2 separate regions of the Homo sapiens genome follow, and region 1 is linked to region 2. A link is an interaction called in ENCODE POLR2A ChIA-PET data of the cell type or tissue named here. Cell type or tissue: Panc1. All regions are shown on one strand. Links, peaks and the distances in the headings refer to the core of each region. The heading gives the core; the rest is flanking DNA.

Region 1 (8,327 bases), core at 232-8,231, 110 kb after region 2:
CAGTGGCACCATCTCGGCTCACTGCAACCTCCACCTCCTGATTTCAAGCAATTCTCCTGCCTCAGCCTCCTGAGTAGCTGGGATTACAGGCTTGCACCACCACGTCCGGCTAATTTTTGTATTTTTAGTAGAGATGGGGTTTCACTATGTTAGCCAGGCTGGTCTCAAACTCCTGACCTCATGATCCGCCCATCTCGGCCTCCCAAAGTGCTGTGATTACAGATGTGAGCCACCGTGCCTGGTCTCCTTTCTCTTATAAGCACATCAGTCCTTGGATTTAGGTCCCACCAAAAATACAGGATATCATTTCAAGATCCTTAATTCTATCTTTAGATACCCTATTTCCAAATAAGGTCCCATTCACAGGTACTGGGTATTAAAATTTAACACATATCTGGCCGGGCACAGTGGCTCACGCCTGTAATCCCAACACTTTGGGAAGCCGAGGCAGGTGGATCACATGGTCAGGAGATCTAGACCATCCTGGCTAACACGGTGAAACCCCGTCTCTACTAAAAATACAAAAACTTAGCCAGGCATGGTGGCCGGCGCCTGTAGTCCCAGCTACTCAGGAGGCTGAGGCAGGAGTATGGTGTGAACTCGGGAGTCAGAGCTTGCAGTGAGCCGAGATCGCACCACTGCACTCCAGCCTGGGCAACAGAGCAAGACTCTATCTAAAAAAAAAAAAAAAAAAAAAAAAAAAAATTAACACATATCTTTTGGGGAACATCACTACTCAACCTATTGTTATCACCACCACCACCACCACTACCACCCTGGCTCAGCAAATCTTCACTGAGCATGAGCAGTGTGCCAGCCAGGGGCACAGCAGTCATACTACATTAGTGCTGCCTATGGTCTAGTGGGAAAGGTAGACAAGGCACAGGTAATGGTGGGGTGATGATTTTTTTTATTTGAGATGGGGTCTCACTCTGTCACCCAGGCTGGAGTACAGTGGCACAATCTTCGCTCAATGCAGCCTCCACCTTTTGGGCTCAAATGATCCTCCCACCTCAGCCTCCCCAGTAGCTGAGACCACAGATGTGCACTACCAGGCCTGGCTAATTTTTCATTTTTTTGTAGAGATGGGGTTTTGCCATGTTGCTCAGGCTGATGTCGAACTCCTGAGTTCAAGCAATCTACCCGCCTCAGCCTCCCCAAAGTGTTGGGACTATAGGCGTGAGTCACCACGCCTGATGCAGAGTGGTTTCTAAACTAACTGTAGAAATACAAATATGGGCTCACAACGGAGAGAACAGGTAATATTGCCTGAGATGGGATAAAGCAGGGAGCACAGTATATGTCCTATTAATTAATCAAGACACTTCAGGGAAATCTATTTGCAGAAAAAAGCAACAGAGAAGAAGAGAAAGTCTGAACTTCAACTTTTAAGACAGAAAGCCCTCAAATGCAGACTTTACCTGTCTGTGCCTCAGTTCTCTTATCTGTAAAATGGGAATACTAATAGAATTGGTCTCATAGGGTTATTGTTAGGTTTAAGCCAAATCACTGAAGCATTCGTTGAACAAATATTTATTGAACATCTTCTACATACCAGGCACATTATATACAGTAAAGAGCTAGCAAAATGCCCGTCACCAATAAAACACTTAATAAATGTCAGTGCCTGTCCTCTTTCCCCCAATTCATAAGTTAGATAAAACTTCAGGACAGAAGTACAAGAGAGATCATAAGGCAGGACAGGCTAAAGGCCAAGTCAAGAGCATGAGATATGTGTGTTTAGAGAACAGCGAGGATGTGGCCAGATGGGTCTGCGAATGCTTCCTGGAGGAAGTGGGCTTTGCATCAGAACTTGGAGGATACACAAGGAGAGGAGGGAGGACTCCATGCAGCAATGATGGCATAAACAAAAACTGGGGCAAGGAAATTAGATAAGAAACATGTTTGATCCAGACACTGACCCTTTCTGTAAGATTCTGGATTTTTGGAGGGCAAATGAAGCAACAGTGAAAGTTCAAGATTTTCTAAATCTAAAACAAAATCAAGGGTAAGTACAGATGAAAATGTACTTAACCGTATCACAAGCATTTGCATTTCTTTCAATTTTGCTCCAACTTTGGTATCACTTTTTATGCAGGGCATTTCCCATAGGGAATAGTTCCATGTGTTTCTACTATGTATATTTAGATTGTCTGCTTTTCCTGTTCAATGTGGCTCCTGAAGGCAGGGGCTGTATTTTATCGCCAGTACATTGCTGGTGCTTGGCATATAGTGAGCACTCAGTAAGCATTTCATCGAATGAATTACTTTTATATTTCTATTTTACATAAAAGCATGAAATTTTGAATTTGTGCTAAAATTCTTAATCCTGGCCTAGGGCAAGTATAATATTGATATGTATAAGGAAAGCCAGGCAGGATTGTTTAGCTGGAGACAGCTTCTAGAATGACCAGCCCAGGATCCAGTAGGACTTGCTGGAGCCACACAGAGGCCTTGCTAAACTAAAATTATGAATTCGCAGGCTGTGCTACGAACCCATTAGGCTATGTTGCTTTAAACTCGGGTCAGCCAACCAAAAGGTGGATGCAAAAGACTTTCTTTAAACAAGCCAGCAGCTTGAGGCTTGAAATAGAACAGAAAGGGAATTCACAGGACTCAACCTTGTCTTCTGTCTGGAGCTCTTGAGACCCAAGGATACTGGCCAGGCGAACCACACTGCGATAAGAAACAGCAGCTGAAAGTTTGTTTTTGGAGCCACCAGATCCAGTGGGTGGACTGTGTCTTGAAATAGAAGCATCTCAAAGGCCTGTGAATCATTTCTTAGTGCCGGCCTGCAAGGTTTCATATCCTGTTCTCAGAGCTACCTTGGGTGCTGTATGTATATGTATGTGTGTGTATTGTTTTCAGGGTTGTTTGCCTAGGATTTGGTTTTGAAACTTTTACTTTCTTTTAATAGCTTTTTTTTTTTTTTTTTAAGCTGGAAGAATTTTTCAAATGGTTTTTGCGAGAAAGTTCAAACCCTGGAATGACTAAGTCGCTGGAAGAATTTGGACTTTGTGAGGGGAATTTGCACTTGGTATGAATCACCCAGTCACTGATTCCTGCAGTGAGAAGACCTTTCGGAAAGCTTCTGGGTCAGCCCCCTCGTACACATGGGGAAACCGAGGCTCAAGGAGGGGAAGGACTTCAGCCAAGGTCCCACAGCATGTCTGTGGAAATGACAGGACTGGAATCAGGTCTAGCTCCTGGAACAGCTTTGGATTTGCAAGAAGCTCTCAAGCACCCAGTCTCCATAGGTGGGCACATTTTCCAAACAGTAGAGGAACAGAAAGAACAAGAGGGTTCTGAGGAGTTAGAACTCACCATAGAGTTATGGAAGGAATGGGGAAGGGATTGCCGGAAGGTATTTTATATGAAATAGCTCATTTAATCCTCCCCAGGATCCTATTAGGCAGTGGTTCTAAACTAGGGTTGATTTTGCCCCCAGAGGACATTTGGCAAGATCAGGGGACATTTTAGGTTTGTCACAGCTTGAGTGGGAGTTGCTACTGGCATCTCTTGGCAGTGAATACCCTATGTGGTAGAGGCCAGGGATACCGCTAAACATCCTGCAATGCACAGGACAGCCTCACAACAAAGAATTATCCAGCCCAAAATGTCAATAGTGTTGGGTCTGAGAAGCCCTGCTATGCAGAGGGCGCTTGTATATACATATCAATTTAACAGCCAAGAAAGCCGAGGCTCAGAAAGTGTAGCCACTCGCTAGCCACGTGGTCTTGGGCAAATTAGCCTCTCTGTGTCTCAGTTTCCTTATCTGTAAAATGGAGGCAACAGTACCTCTGTTACCTAAATAAACATTTGTAAAGCACTTAGAATGGTGCCTGGCACATAGTGTTACATGAATGTTTGCTAAAAATATATAAACAAGCTTACCCAGGAAACACGGAAAGTAAAAGAATTGTAATGAAAGCCCAGGTGAAAAAAATCTAAAGAGACTTAAGGACATGGGGGCTGGAATATGAGAGACCTCCTGGGGGTGTACAGCCCTGTGAGCAGGTAAGGCTGTCCACCGTGTGACATCCTATGTTCCCTGCCACCCCCCACCACCAGTAGCCATGAGGTTTTCCTTCTCAGACACTGCTACCTTAAATGCACTTCATCTTTTTAGGTTAAAATGATATGCACTTCAACATGAATCTCCTTGGCAAGTATCTGACACAGTAAGCCACTATCAGTCACTAAGAATAATTCAGGATAAATTAGTTTTTCAGTTGCCTCCCAACAAATAGGCCGAATGCAGGTTATACTGAGAGTGGAAGGTAAACAGAGGCTGACAGCTTAGTGTTCAGAGGCAGGCTTAGGACAGTGCTGGCAGGTGCACAGTTGTCCTCAGCAATCCTAGACCATCAGTCATTCCCCTACCAGCCAGCACCACCTAGAACAGGCCTCAAGTCTGGGCCCTGCCTAGCTTTGCACCCCCTTTCAGAACCTGCTCCTGACCCTCCCCCACCTTCAGCTCTCCTGGTCTTTTTACTCAGTCTGGGGCCTATTCCCTACTTTCCCACTTTGACCTCTAATCCTGTCCTCAGTCAGAGCCCAGATTCCTCCACCAGCTGCTGAGACCTGCCAACTTGCTAAGTGATTGCCCTACTCAATGCTGAAGGCCTGACATATCAGCCCGGCTCTCTCAGCAAGCCCCAGGGCTGTGAAGGAAACTGGGCAGAGGGTGTCACAAGAGTGGAGGGAGAAAAAACCAAAGCAAGGGTCACCCATATCTCTACTCTGCCCAGAACCCGCCTGCTACGCCTATTCATTAGAACATTCATGGCCATTTACCGAGCTCTTTAAGCTATGAGTCTTGCACACTTACAACAGCTCTCACAGCTGTGCCCCACTCCCCCATCCCTGGAGACCTACAAGGGCCCATATTAACTGTATTACTTCTCTATTGCTGCTATAACAAAATGACTACAAACTTAGTCACTTAAAACAACTTAAGTTTATGCTCTCAAACCAACCTGATCTCACTGGGCTAAAATCAGGGTGTTTGCAGGGACTTCCCTTTCGGAGAATCTGGAAGATAATTGATTTCCTTGCCTTTTCCAGCTTCTGGAGGCTGCCAACATTCCTTGGGTTGTGACCCCTTCCTTCATTTTCAAAGCCAGCAACATGGCATCTCTCTGACCCTGTTTTCGTGGTTGCCTCTCTTTCTCTGACTCTTTTCTGCTGCCCTCTCCCACTTTTAAGGACCCTTCTGATTCCATTGGACCCACCTAGATAATCCTGCATAGCAACCTTCATTCCATCTGCAAACTTAATTCCCACTTGCCGTGTAACAGTACATTCACAAATTATAGGGATTAGGACACAGACATCTTTGGAGGTGACTATGATCCTGCCTACCATGTTAACCAACCCAGAGTGGCGGGGACCATACAACCCAGAGAGCTTGTGCTCCTTCTCAAGGGAGCAACTGCTGCTCAGCTCCAGCTGTCATCATCATGCATCAGTATGGGTTCAGTGTGGCTGAGTCTGCCAATATTTCAAGTGAAATCAGAAAATTGGACTTTCAGGTGAAGATTTCCAATTCTGACATCACTGTGCAGACCAAAAAAGAACAAAAAATCTCATAGGCTAGATATAGCCTGAAGCCACCCAGGTGTGACCTCTGGGTCCACCTCTACCACATCAGCTGTGTGAGATGATGAGATTTCTCTGGCATTTACAGGCTCTGCAGGTTCTGGGGGATGGAGAACCAGTCAGGCCTAGAGGCCAGAGAGAATGTGGTCAGGAGCATAGCGGGTACTGAAGGGGGTGCCTCAGGGGAAAGTTCAGAGGGAGAAGGGACTGACCATCTCCCTAAGGGACTAACCATCACCTGCAGGAAGCAGCAGTGCCTCAAAGGGTACAGGAAATCAGGCTGAGGCCGACCTGAAGAAATCAACCAGAGTAAGGTGGGCTTTATGGCTTGTGACCTCAGAACAAATCAAGCACACTCTTTCTACTTTCAAAAAGTATCAGTTCTTCCCCTCCCCACAAAACTAGCAACATTGGCTGACTGTGAGAAGAGGATGGCAGGGGCCGGGGTGAGAAGGAGGCCTTTCACTTTATGCCTCTCGAGCTTTTTGAGTTTTTAACCAGGTGAAAGTATTACCTACTTAAAACATTAAATTCAAAAGCTTTTATTCATTTAAAAATATTTTAAAATACAATCGATTACATTAGAGGTAAAAACACAAAAGTAGTTGTCATGGTGATGCTACTGCACTTCCATGAAGATGGTATGTGTGGTCATATAACAGGATGGTTTAGAAATGGTGAAATCTTCATACATTTGGCTAATTACTCCGGACCCATCGCCTGTCATTCAAACTGATGGCTGCTTTTCCTTATCCTTACATGCCAGCACTTGAATAAACCAGGTTGGTGTCTTTTGGAGTTCTTTTCCATTCTGACTGGCACAAAGCTAAGGCTCTGGAGTCAGTCGGCTTGCCTCTTCCATGCTGTGTGACCTTGAACAACATGCTTAGCCTCTCTGAGCCTGTTTCCTCATCTGTATAATGGCTTCATAGGCTTTTTATGAAGATAAATGAGTTAATGTGTATAAAGCACTTGAAACAGCACAAAATCAGTGCCCATAAATGTTGACACTTATTATTAACTATTTTCATTATTCTTTTAATCTTGTTTATTTTTGAGTGGGGGGATTATTAAAACCATAACTTAAGACATGTAACAAAACATAAGTAACGTAGGTGAACTAAAATGAAGCGAATTTAACCTCTGGTCCCCCAAATCCTTACAAGCGCCCTCTTAACAGGAGTATCATTGTCTATTTCATAGATAGAAAAACTGAAGCTTGGGGAAAGTGAGTGAGTTGCTCTAGGACACTGAGTTTGGAAATAGAAAAGATAGGAGCTTGAACCGCGTTTTCAAGACTCCAGATCCCATGGCTTTCAACTCGAGGCTGTCCTACAGTATGATTATAAAGTAACAGGTGCTCCTTCCTTATTTGGTCCAAAAGAAAAAAAAATTGCAGGGCTCAGAGGGGAACTTGGCTTTTTGATTTGTTCAGTTTGGGGTCAGCCCTTCCTTGCTCCTGGCCCCAGATTCAGTAGATTCCAGGGTGGGGGGGTCAGGTCAGCAGGTCTCTGGCTTATATTCTGGCCTCAGCTTTGGAGCCAAGTTATTCTCTCCCCTGGGAGGGAGTCAGGGTTGGGGAGGGGGTGTCAGAGCCTGGAGACTGCTGTGGATGTCCCTGGCCCAGCTGTGGCCTGAGCTTTCTCACCAGGAGGCTTTCCCAGCATCCCCACTCTTCCCCAGGCCTTCTGCCATCTCTCCCAATTCTCACCATCCAAGAAGTAGTTGTTGCAGCTTGAAAACATGGCTGCTAGCAAACTTGTGGGTTAAATGCCCCAGGAAGATGGAGCGCACTGCCCAAGCAATTTCCAGGAAGCAGGACAGCCCAGAGGTCAGGAACACTTTGCAGTTTTGAAATTTGGCTCTTTTGCTTCTAGCTCTTCGGTCTTAGGCGGGTGGCTTCACCTTTCTGATGCTTCCGCAACTGTGAAATGGGATGATAATAGTATCTGTCACAAAAGTTGTTTGGAAGCCTGGGCAGCATAGAGAGACCCTGTCTCTACAAATAAGTACAAAAAAATTGGGCCGGGCGCAGTGGTCTATAATCCTATAATCACAGCACTTTGGGAGGACCAGGCAGGCAGATCACGAGGTCAGGAAATCGAGACCATCCTAGCTAACATGGTGAAACCCCGTCTCTACTAAAAATACAAAAAAATTAGCTGGGTATGGTGGTGGGCGCCTGTAATCCCAGCTATTCAGGAGGCTGAGGCAGGAGAATGGTGTGAACCCAGGAGGCGGAGCTTGCAGTGAGCCGAGATTGCACCACTGCACTCCAGCCTGGGCGACAGAGTGAGACTTCATCTCAAAAAAAAAAAAAAAAATTTGCCAGCTGTGGTGGCATGTACCTGTGGTTCCAGCTACTCGGGAGGCTGAGGCAGGAGGATTGCCTAAGCATGAAGGTTGAGGCTGCAGTGAGCCATGATCAGGCCACTGCACTCCAGCCTGGGCAACAGAGCAAGACCCTGTCTCCAAAAAAAAAAAAAAAAAAGTTGTTGGGAGAATTTTTAAAAAGAGATTTATTGGTGTTTAATTTACATACTAGAAAATTCACCAATATTTATGTATATAATTCAATGATTTTTAGCACATTTACAGAGTCGTGCAACCATCACATCAATTCCAGAATACTTTCATCACCCCCACATAAAACCCTGTATCCATTAGCAGTCACTCCCCTTCTGTCCCCCAGTCCCAGGCAACCATTAATCTACTTTCTGTCTCTA
Region 2 (8,327 bases), core at 100-8,099:
TATTCAAAGCTGCAACTCAACATGTGAACACCAACATACCACATATGAAATAAAGATTCCCCTCTCCTCACAGACCAGGAGCGGGAAAAGATTAAATATTCATACCACATAGAAGTCCAGGCCGTAGATACCAATGCTTGGGTCATATTTGATACCCAGATCGATGTGTTCCTGGATCCCAAAACCAAAGTTTCCAGTATCTGAGAAGTTGTTTTTTCTTAACTCATACTCCCGCACCTGTGGAGAAAAATGCAGCAATAACATTCCTTGTCATCTTCAACTCCCTCCCACCCCCAAGTAACTATTAATAGCTCAGCCTGCAACATGCACCCCAGAGCAAACAGAAGTCAATGAAACTTGGCTGAGAACACAACCTGACTTCCTCACTATACCTCGACTATAGATTCACACCCCAACTACCCAGTATGACCTCTCCCAGCTTCCAAAGAGCAGAGAAAAACCCAGAGAAAGCAGAGGCATGAAATGACTCCCAAGCATCCTTTTTCTTTTTTTTTTTTGAGACAAGAGTCTCACTCTGTGGCCTAAGCTGGAGTGCAGTGGCACAATATCAGCTCACTGCAACCTCTACCTCCCAGGTTCTAGCAATTGTCGTGCCTCAGCTTCCCGAGTAGCTGGGACTACAGGAGCCCGCCACCAAGCCCGGCTAATTTTTATCTTTTTTTAGTAGAGATGGTGTTTCACCATGTTGGCCAGGATGGTCTCGAACTCCTGGCCACAAATGATCCAACCGCCTTGGCCTCCCAAAGTGTTGGGATTACAGGCGTTGAGCCACCGTGCCCAGCCTCAAGCATCTTTTAAACCACCAAGAACAGTTTAACCCTGCTGATTGTAGAAAAAGCCTTTTAGAAGCTTAAGTAAATAAATATCAAGACACCAAAGAACAGAACATTAAATGTAACTTATCTACATGTGTTACTAAAGGAGTGCTGATCAATATCACTCCATTAGGGGATTAGGCTCACCTTTAGACCCTTCTCCAAGATTTCTTCTGCCTTGGCCCCTCGAACTGTGCAGTGGACAGCAATCTTTTCATTTCTCCGGATGCCAAAGGATCTGACAGTGTATCTAGCTGCAGGAAGTGGGTAACAAGGAGTCAGATGCCATCATACCCCCACTACACTCACCTCTTTCCCAGAACACCATCTCCATGACTTAAAGAGACATTAAGCATTCATCCACACTCTTTTAAGTTGTGGTGTTCTAATTAGTGTCTCCCACATCTATTAATAAGATTTCATCCACAGCACAGATTTTCCCATTTCCAGACATCCAGCCATCCTTCAGCAGTTAAGAACAGTCATAACGCCGAAGTTCCAGGAAGGGCAAGGTCACAACCAGAATAGGCCGAAGAAGCCACTAGTAAGATTATCATGTTCCAAAGAAAACAAAGCATTATTGACAACATCTACTATTTGCTGAAACCTTATTGTACTGTTATCCATATTTTACAGGTGAGGTTTTGAGAGGTTTATTAACTTGCCAAACATCACAGCTGGTAACAAAAAGCAGGAGTGGAATCCAAAGACTTGCCATATTTCACTGTCCTAAAGCAACTACACATGTACAACTCATTTTATCTTCCACAATTATAAAGTATTACCCTCTTTATGCAAAGAAAAAAGCAGAGGTCCAGAGAGCCCAGAGTCAGACCAGCAAATGGTGAAGCCATCACTCAAACCCAGGCAATCTGTATACAACTTTTGAGATAGGGTCAACCAGGCTGGAGTGCAGTGGCACTAATATAGGCCACTGAAGCCTCATGCTCCCGTACAGCCCTGTTCTTAATGCAGCCTATATAACCCTAACTGCTAATCAGATCTAATGATCTTTACTTCGTTCCTGACATTTCCACTCTATCTCATATCCTAGTTACTTAGGAAAATCTTTACTTGGGCTAGTCTTAGCTTAAGATCTGCTCAAATAAAATCTAGTGTTCCAATCCCACACGCCATCTTGAATAAAAAAAAAAAAAAAAGACACCTCTTGGCCGGCTCATGAATTTAATGCTTTAAGTGATGCCGACTGTCACTTTCTAAACAGACTCGACAGCAGGTAAATCAAGAAACAACCAAGCGACCCAAGCAGGCAAACCCTGTATGTCCTTGTGACTACTCACCTTTGGAAAACACAGGGGTCTGCCCTGTGAGCTGCTCCAACACCTTGGCTGCTCGCGTCAGTCTGTCTCCACTCTCCCCAACACAGATGTTGAGACAGAGTTTGCGGATGCGAAGTTCCCGCATGGGGTTCTCCTTTTCACCTTGATCCTGCTGCAACAGGGAAGAGCAGCAGTCAATACACTCACAGCTGAGGGCCCTGAGTTTTACTACTTTCTATCTGCACAGCATTTTTATTTCTGCTCATCCCAAATCGTAACGAAGACCCTGAATGTTTAAAAGGTATAATGTTTAGGGGACATCAAGGGAAGAAGACAGCTCGGAACCTATCCTTCCTCCACGAACGGAACGGGTGAAGAGAAAACTCAGGACAGTTATTGAGTGTTAAAAGATACGGACACTGAGATCGAACCCTAAGAGGCTCAGGGTAACAAAGAGCGCCCCCATTGTAAGGCCAACTAAGGGGAGTGAGCGAAGAAACAGAACTTAATTGCTCAGTTAACAGGAAACACGTGGTTATGCGACGTCCAGCATCCTATTCGGAAGCTGTCTAAAGGCTGGCACCTTCCCTAAGCGGAGCAACCGACTAAGGTTTCCTAGCACCGAGCAAGTCTCAAGTCCCCGGGACCAGGAAAAGGCCCGGACCCCCCTGCCTCAGAACCCTCCATTCACCCCATCTGCCCCCGCTGCAGCCTCCTGACCGTGCTTCTGAGCACTCCGGGCAAGTGCCCGGAGCCGCTCCTAAAACGATGGCAGGGAAAGTGACAGAATTCAACCCTGCGTCCTTGGCTCGAACGGCTCTGCTAGTTTTGGGCCAGCAGGCATTGCGGGCTCCATATTCCTCGGGCTGCGGGCGAAGTAGCCCCCGCAGGCTCGGCCTGCCATGGATGGCGACGGATAAAGGAAAGCAAATCCAGGTCCCAGCTACTCACCGCCATGATGGAGAGCAGGAAGAGAAAGCGGAGCTTCCGGCCGAGGGCCTTATGGGCCAGGAGGCGGGCTCTTTTCCCAGGCTAACCACAGAGATGAAGACGAGGAAGAGAGGCGCATTTGGCAAAGCCCTGCAGCGTCGGCTTCTCCCTTGTGGGTAGTGCTAGCCACTGCAGGCGACGCTGGCTGAAGACCGGGATCTGGGTTTTCCAAAAATAGTTTTTGAAAGCTCCCGAATCAGCACGTCCTTGAGTTTCCGGACCTTGAGGACGTTCTCTCCTCCCAGTGTCACGAGCTGGTGGTCCTTGTGTGATGAGAACGCCAAAACTACATTAAATCAATCATGCAAATTATGACGCAAATTTATTCTGTAACAACGTAAACAAATATAATTTATTTATTTATTTATTTTTTGAGACGGAGCCTCGCTGTGTCACCCAGGTTGAAGTGCAGTGGCGCGATATCGGCTCACTGCAACCTCCGCCTCCCGGGTTCAAGCGATTCTCCTGCCTCAGCCTCCCAAGTAGCTGGGATTACAGGCACGCACCACCATACCGGTCTAATTTGTTTGTATTTTTAGTAGAGATGGGGTTTCACCATGTTGGTCGGGCTGGTATGGAACTCCTGACCTCAAATGATCCACCCGCCTTGGCCTCCCAAAGTGCTGGGATTACAGGCGTGAGCCACCACTCCGGGCACAAATAGAATTTATACAAACGGAAAGGAGTGGTGGTTTAAGAGTCCCGAGCTTGAAGACAGGCAGATGTGGTCCTGTCTCGACCAGCTAGTAGCTATGTGACCTTGGGCAAGTTACTACAGGGTGCGTATTCCTAACCTGAAAAGCCTGGGACCAGACGGTTTTTAGATTTGGGATTTTTCCGGATTATGGAATATTCGCATAAACATAATGAGATATCTTGGGGATGGAACCCAAGTCTGAATATGAAATTAATTTATGTTCCATATACACCTTATACACATAGTCTGAAGGTAATTTTATACAATATTTTAAGTAAGTTTGTGCATGAAACAAAGTTTGTGTACATTGAACCATCAGAAAGCAAAGGTGTCACTATCTCAGCCACCCTTGTGGACAATCTCTGGTTGGTTGGCCTAACCATTTTTCCAGACTGTAAATGTATATGCTATTGATAAGCAATACTTTCTTACGCTTATTCACATATAAGTACTTAACAGCGGCCGGGCGCGGTGGCTCACGCCTGTAATCCCAGCACTTTGGGAGACCGAGACGGGCGGATCGCGAGGTCAGGAAATCGAGACCATCCTGGCTAACACGGTGAAACTCCGTCTCTACTAAAAATACAAAAAAAAAAAAAAAAAAAAATTAGCCGGGCGTGGTGGCGGGCGCCTGTAGTCCCAGCTACTCTGGAGGCTGAGGCAGGAGAATGGCGTGAACCTGGGAGGCGGAGCTTTCAGTGAGCCGAGGTCGCGCCACTGCACTCCAGCCTGGGTGACAGAGCGAGACTCCGTCTCAAAAATAAAAAATAAGTTCTTAACAGCAAAATATATGCTATGTCATTAATACAGTGAAAAAGTAATGTGTTCAGGGCAACTAAGCAGCAGAGGAGCATCACCAGAAAACCTGGATCAGCTGTGAAACAACAGCGACCCACCCCCCCTCCCCCCACCACCACACCCGACCCCGGCCCCGCCAACCAGGCCAGGTGCTGTGGCTCACACTTGTAATCCCAGCGCTTTGGGAGGCTAAGGCGGGTGGATCACTTAAGGTCAGGAGTTCGAGACCAGCCTGGCCAACGGGGTGAAACCCCGTCTCTACTAAAAATACAAAAATTAACCGGGCCTGGTGGTGCATGCCTGTAATCCGAGCTACTCGGAAGGCTGAGGCAGGAGAATCGCTTGAACCGAGGAGAAGAAGCTTGCAGTGAGCCAAGATCACACCACTGCACTCCAGCCTGGGTGATAGAGCAAGACCCTGTCTCAAAACAAACAAACGAACAAACAAAAAACAGCGACCACAAGTGGCAGGCTTTCAGTCTCCACCTATGATGCAGTGTTTTGATTAAAAGATTACTGTACAATGTATTTTTTTTTTTAATTTTTATTGATCATTCTTGGATGTTTCTCGCAGAGGGGGATTTGGCAGGGTCATAGGACAATAGTGGAGGGAAGGTCGGCAGATAAACAAGTGAACAAAGGTCTCTGGTTTTCCTAGGCAGAGGACCCTGCGGCCTTCCGCAGTGTTTGTGTCCCTGGGTACTTGAGATTAGGGAGTGGTGATGATTCTTAACGAGCATGCTGCCTTCAAGCATCTGTTTAGCAAAGCACGTCTTGCACCGCCCTTAATCCATTTAACCCTGAGTGGACACAGCACATGTTTCAGAGAGCACAGGGTTGGGGGTAAGGTCACCGATCAACAGGATCCCAAGGCAGAAGAATTTATCTTAGTACAGAACAAAATGAAAAGTCTCCCATGTCTACGTCTTTCTACGCAGACACGGCAACCATCCGATTTCTCAATCTTCTCCCCACCTTTCCCCCCTTTCTATTCCACAAAACCGCCATTGTCATCCCGGCCCGTTCTCAATGAGCTGTTGGGTACACCTCCCAGACGGGGTGGTGGCCGGGCAGAGGGGCTCCTCACTTCCCAGTAGGGGCGGCCGGGCAGAGGCGCCCCTCACCTCCCGGACGGGGGGCTGACCCCCCCACCTCCCTCCCGGACGGGGCGGCTGGCTGGGCGGGGGGCTGACCCCCCCACCTCCCTCCCGGACGGGGCGGCTGCCGGGCGGAGACGCTCCTCACTTCCCAGACGGGGTGGCTGCCGGGCAGAGGGGCTCCTCACTTCTCAGACGGGGCGGCTGCCGGGCGGAGGGGCTCCTCACTTCGCAGACGGGGCGGATGCTGGGCGGAGGGTCTCCTCACTTCTCAGACGGGGCGGCTGGGCAGAGACGCTCCTCACCTCCCAGACGGGGTCGCGGCCGGGCAGAGGCGCTCCTCACATCCCAGACGGGGCGGCGGGGCAGAGGCGCTCCCCACATCTCAGACGATGGGCGGCCGGGCAGAGACGCTCCTCACCTCCCAGGTGGGATGGCGGCCGGGAAGAGGCGCTCCTCACTTCCCAGATGGGATGGCGGCCGGGCAGAGACGCTCCTCACTCTCCAGACTGGGCAGCCAGGCAGAGGGGCTCCCCACGTCCCAGACGATGGGCGGCCAGGCAGAGACACTCCCCACCTCCCAGACGGGGTGGCGGCCGGGCAGAGGCTGCAATCTCGGCACTCTGGGAGGCCAAGGCAGGCGGCTGGGAGATGGAGGCTGTAGCGAGCCGAGATCACGCCACTGCACTCCAGCCTGGGCACCACCGAGCACCGAGTGAACCAGACTCCGTCTGCAATCCCGGCACCCCGGGAGGCCGAGGCCGGCGGATCACTCGCGGCCAGGAGCTGGAGACCAGCCCGGCCAACACAGCGAAACCCCGTCTCCACCAAAAAAGCATGAAAACCAGTCAGGCGTGGCGGCGCGCGCCCGCAACCGCAGGCACTCGGCAGGCCGAGGCAGGAGAATCAGGCAGGGAGGCTGCAGTGAGCCGAGATGGCAGCAGTACAGTCCAGCCTCGGCTCGGCATCAGAGGGAGACCGTGGAAAGAGAGGGAGAGGGAGACCGAGAGGGAGAGGGGAGAGGGGAGAAGGGAGAGGAGAGAGGGGACTACACTGTATTTTTTTTAAGGTGAGAAGAAACATCAGAAGCAGTTGAGGGAGCAGGAAGTGGGTCCCCTAGGGACAAGGAGGCATTCTCCTGGATGGCTTTTTAAAATGTTTCCTCCAGAGTCATCTGCCTTTTTTTTTTTTTTTCTATTTTTTTTTGTTTGTTTTTTGTTTTTTGTTTTGTTTTGTGGCAGGGTCTTGCTCTGTTGCCCAGGCTGGAGTGCAGTGGTGTGATCTTGGCTCACTGCAGCCATGACTTCCCGGGCTCACATGATCCTCCCACCTCAGCCTCCCACGTAGCTGGGACCACAGGTGCACACTACCATGCCCAGCTAATTTTTTAAATTTTTTGTAGAGATGGGGTCTTGCCATGTTGCCCAGGCTGGTCTCCAACTCCTGGACTCAAGCGATCCTCCCACCTTTGCCTTCCAAAGTGCTGGGATTACAGGCATGAACTGCCACACCAGGCTTCATCTGCTTCATTACCAATGGTTTTTGTCTTAGACATGATTTTGTTATGAATGCATTCTGCTCTTGCCCCTCAATAAGCTCATCATGCATTTTCTCTTTTTTTTTTCTTTTCTTTTTTTTTTTTTTGAGACAGAATCTCACTCTGTTGCCCAGGCTGGAGTGCAGTGGCTCCATCTCGGCTCACTGCAACCTCCACCTCCTGGGTTCAAGCAATTCTCCTGCCTCCGCCTCCGGAGTAGCTGGGATTACAGGCGTCCACCACCATGCCCGGCTAATTTTTGTGTTTTTTTTTAGTAGAGACAGGGTTTCACCATGTTGGCCAGGCTGGTCTCAAACTCCTGACCTCAAGTGATCCACCCGCCTCAGTCTCCCAAAGTGCTGGGATTACAGGCATGAGCCACTGCACCTGGCCTACAAATCTTTAAAAATGTAACATCATGTCTCGTCTTAAATTTCTGCAACCAGCCAGGTGCAGTGGCTCATACCTGTAATCCCAACAGTTTGGGAGGCCAAAGTGGGAGGGTTTCTTGAGCCTAGGAGTTTACGACCAGCCTGGGCAACATGGCAAGACCCTGTCTCTGCAAAAAATTTATTAGCCTGGCATGATGGTGTATGTGTGTGTGTTCCCAGCTACTTGGGAGGCTGAGGTGGGAGGACTGCTTGAGCCTAGGAGGCTGAGTCTGCAGTGAGCCATATTTATGTCACTGCACTCCAGCCTGGGTAATAGAGTGAGACCTGTCCCCACACCCCAAAAAATCTGCAATCAGCCTGTTGAATATTCAGTTTCCTTAAATTTTCTGTTCATCGTGATAGATCTTGCTTGTTTCACCTTCAGTATACCATTAAGCGGCACATGTTGGATGGATCCATCAGTGCAATGCTGATGGATCTACTCTTCTTTTTTGTTGAGACAGAGTCTTGCTCTGTCATCCAGGCTGGAGTGCAGTGGCATGATCTCAAGTCACTGCAACCTCCATCTCCGGGGTTCAAGAAATTCTCCTGCCTCAGCCTCCTGTGTAGCTGGGATTACAGGCACCTGCCACCACGCCCAGCTAATTTTTGTAGTTTTAGTAGAGATGGGGTTTCACCATGTTGGCCAGCTGGTCTTGAA

What was found. ChIA-PET counts read pairs that join two places held together with the same protein. Peaks named below come from ENCODE experiments on the same cell type or tissue, not always from the same donor. Only the 100,000 strongest peaks of a DNase experiment are listed, where the experiment ranks them.
Region 1: POLR2A ChIA-PET joins it to region 2 with 13 read pairs; 9 of 35 experiments call an interaction of 5 or more read pairs at or near these places.

What each region holds. Positions count from the first base shown.
Region 1 is chr1:23,571,945-23,580,271 of GRCh38, reverse strand. LOC124903876 (a long non-coding RNA gene) reads right to left here. Exons shown (of 3, transcript XR_007065537.1): 3 at 6,572-7,525. LOC107984928 (a long non-coding RNA gene) reads left to right here and starts at 2,565. Exons shown (of 2, transcript XR_007065540.1): 1 at 2,565-2,845; 2 at 2,939-3,836. RefSeq lists an enhancer at 5,426-5,515. In Panc1, for the core only: no CTCF peak of the experiment used is centred there; no DNase peak of the experiment used is centred there; H3K27ac peaks cover 925 bases.
Region 2 is chr1:23,686,570-23,694,896 of GRCh38, reverse strand. RPL11 (ribosomal protein L11) reads right to left here and starts at 3,091. Exons shown (of 6, transcript NM_000975.5): 1 at 3,068-3,091; 2 at 2,138-2,288; 3 at 984-1,090; 4 at 106-237. The coding sequence starts at 3,073. RefSeq lists an enhancer at 2,810-3,129. In Panc1, for the core only: CTCF peaks have their summits at 3,016 and 3,223; DNase peaks (open chromatin) are centred at 2,807 and 3,176; H3K4me3 peaks cover 3,094 bases; H3K27ac peaks cover 2,558 bases.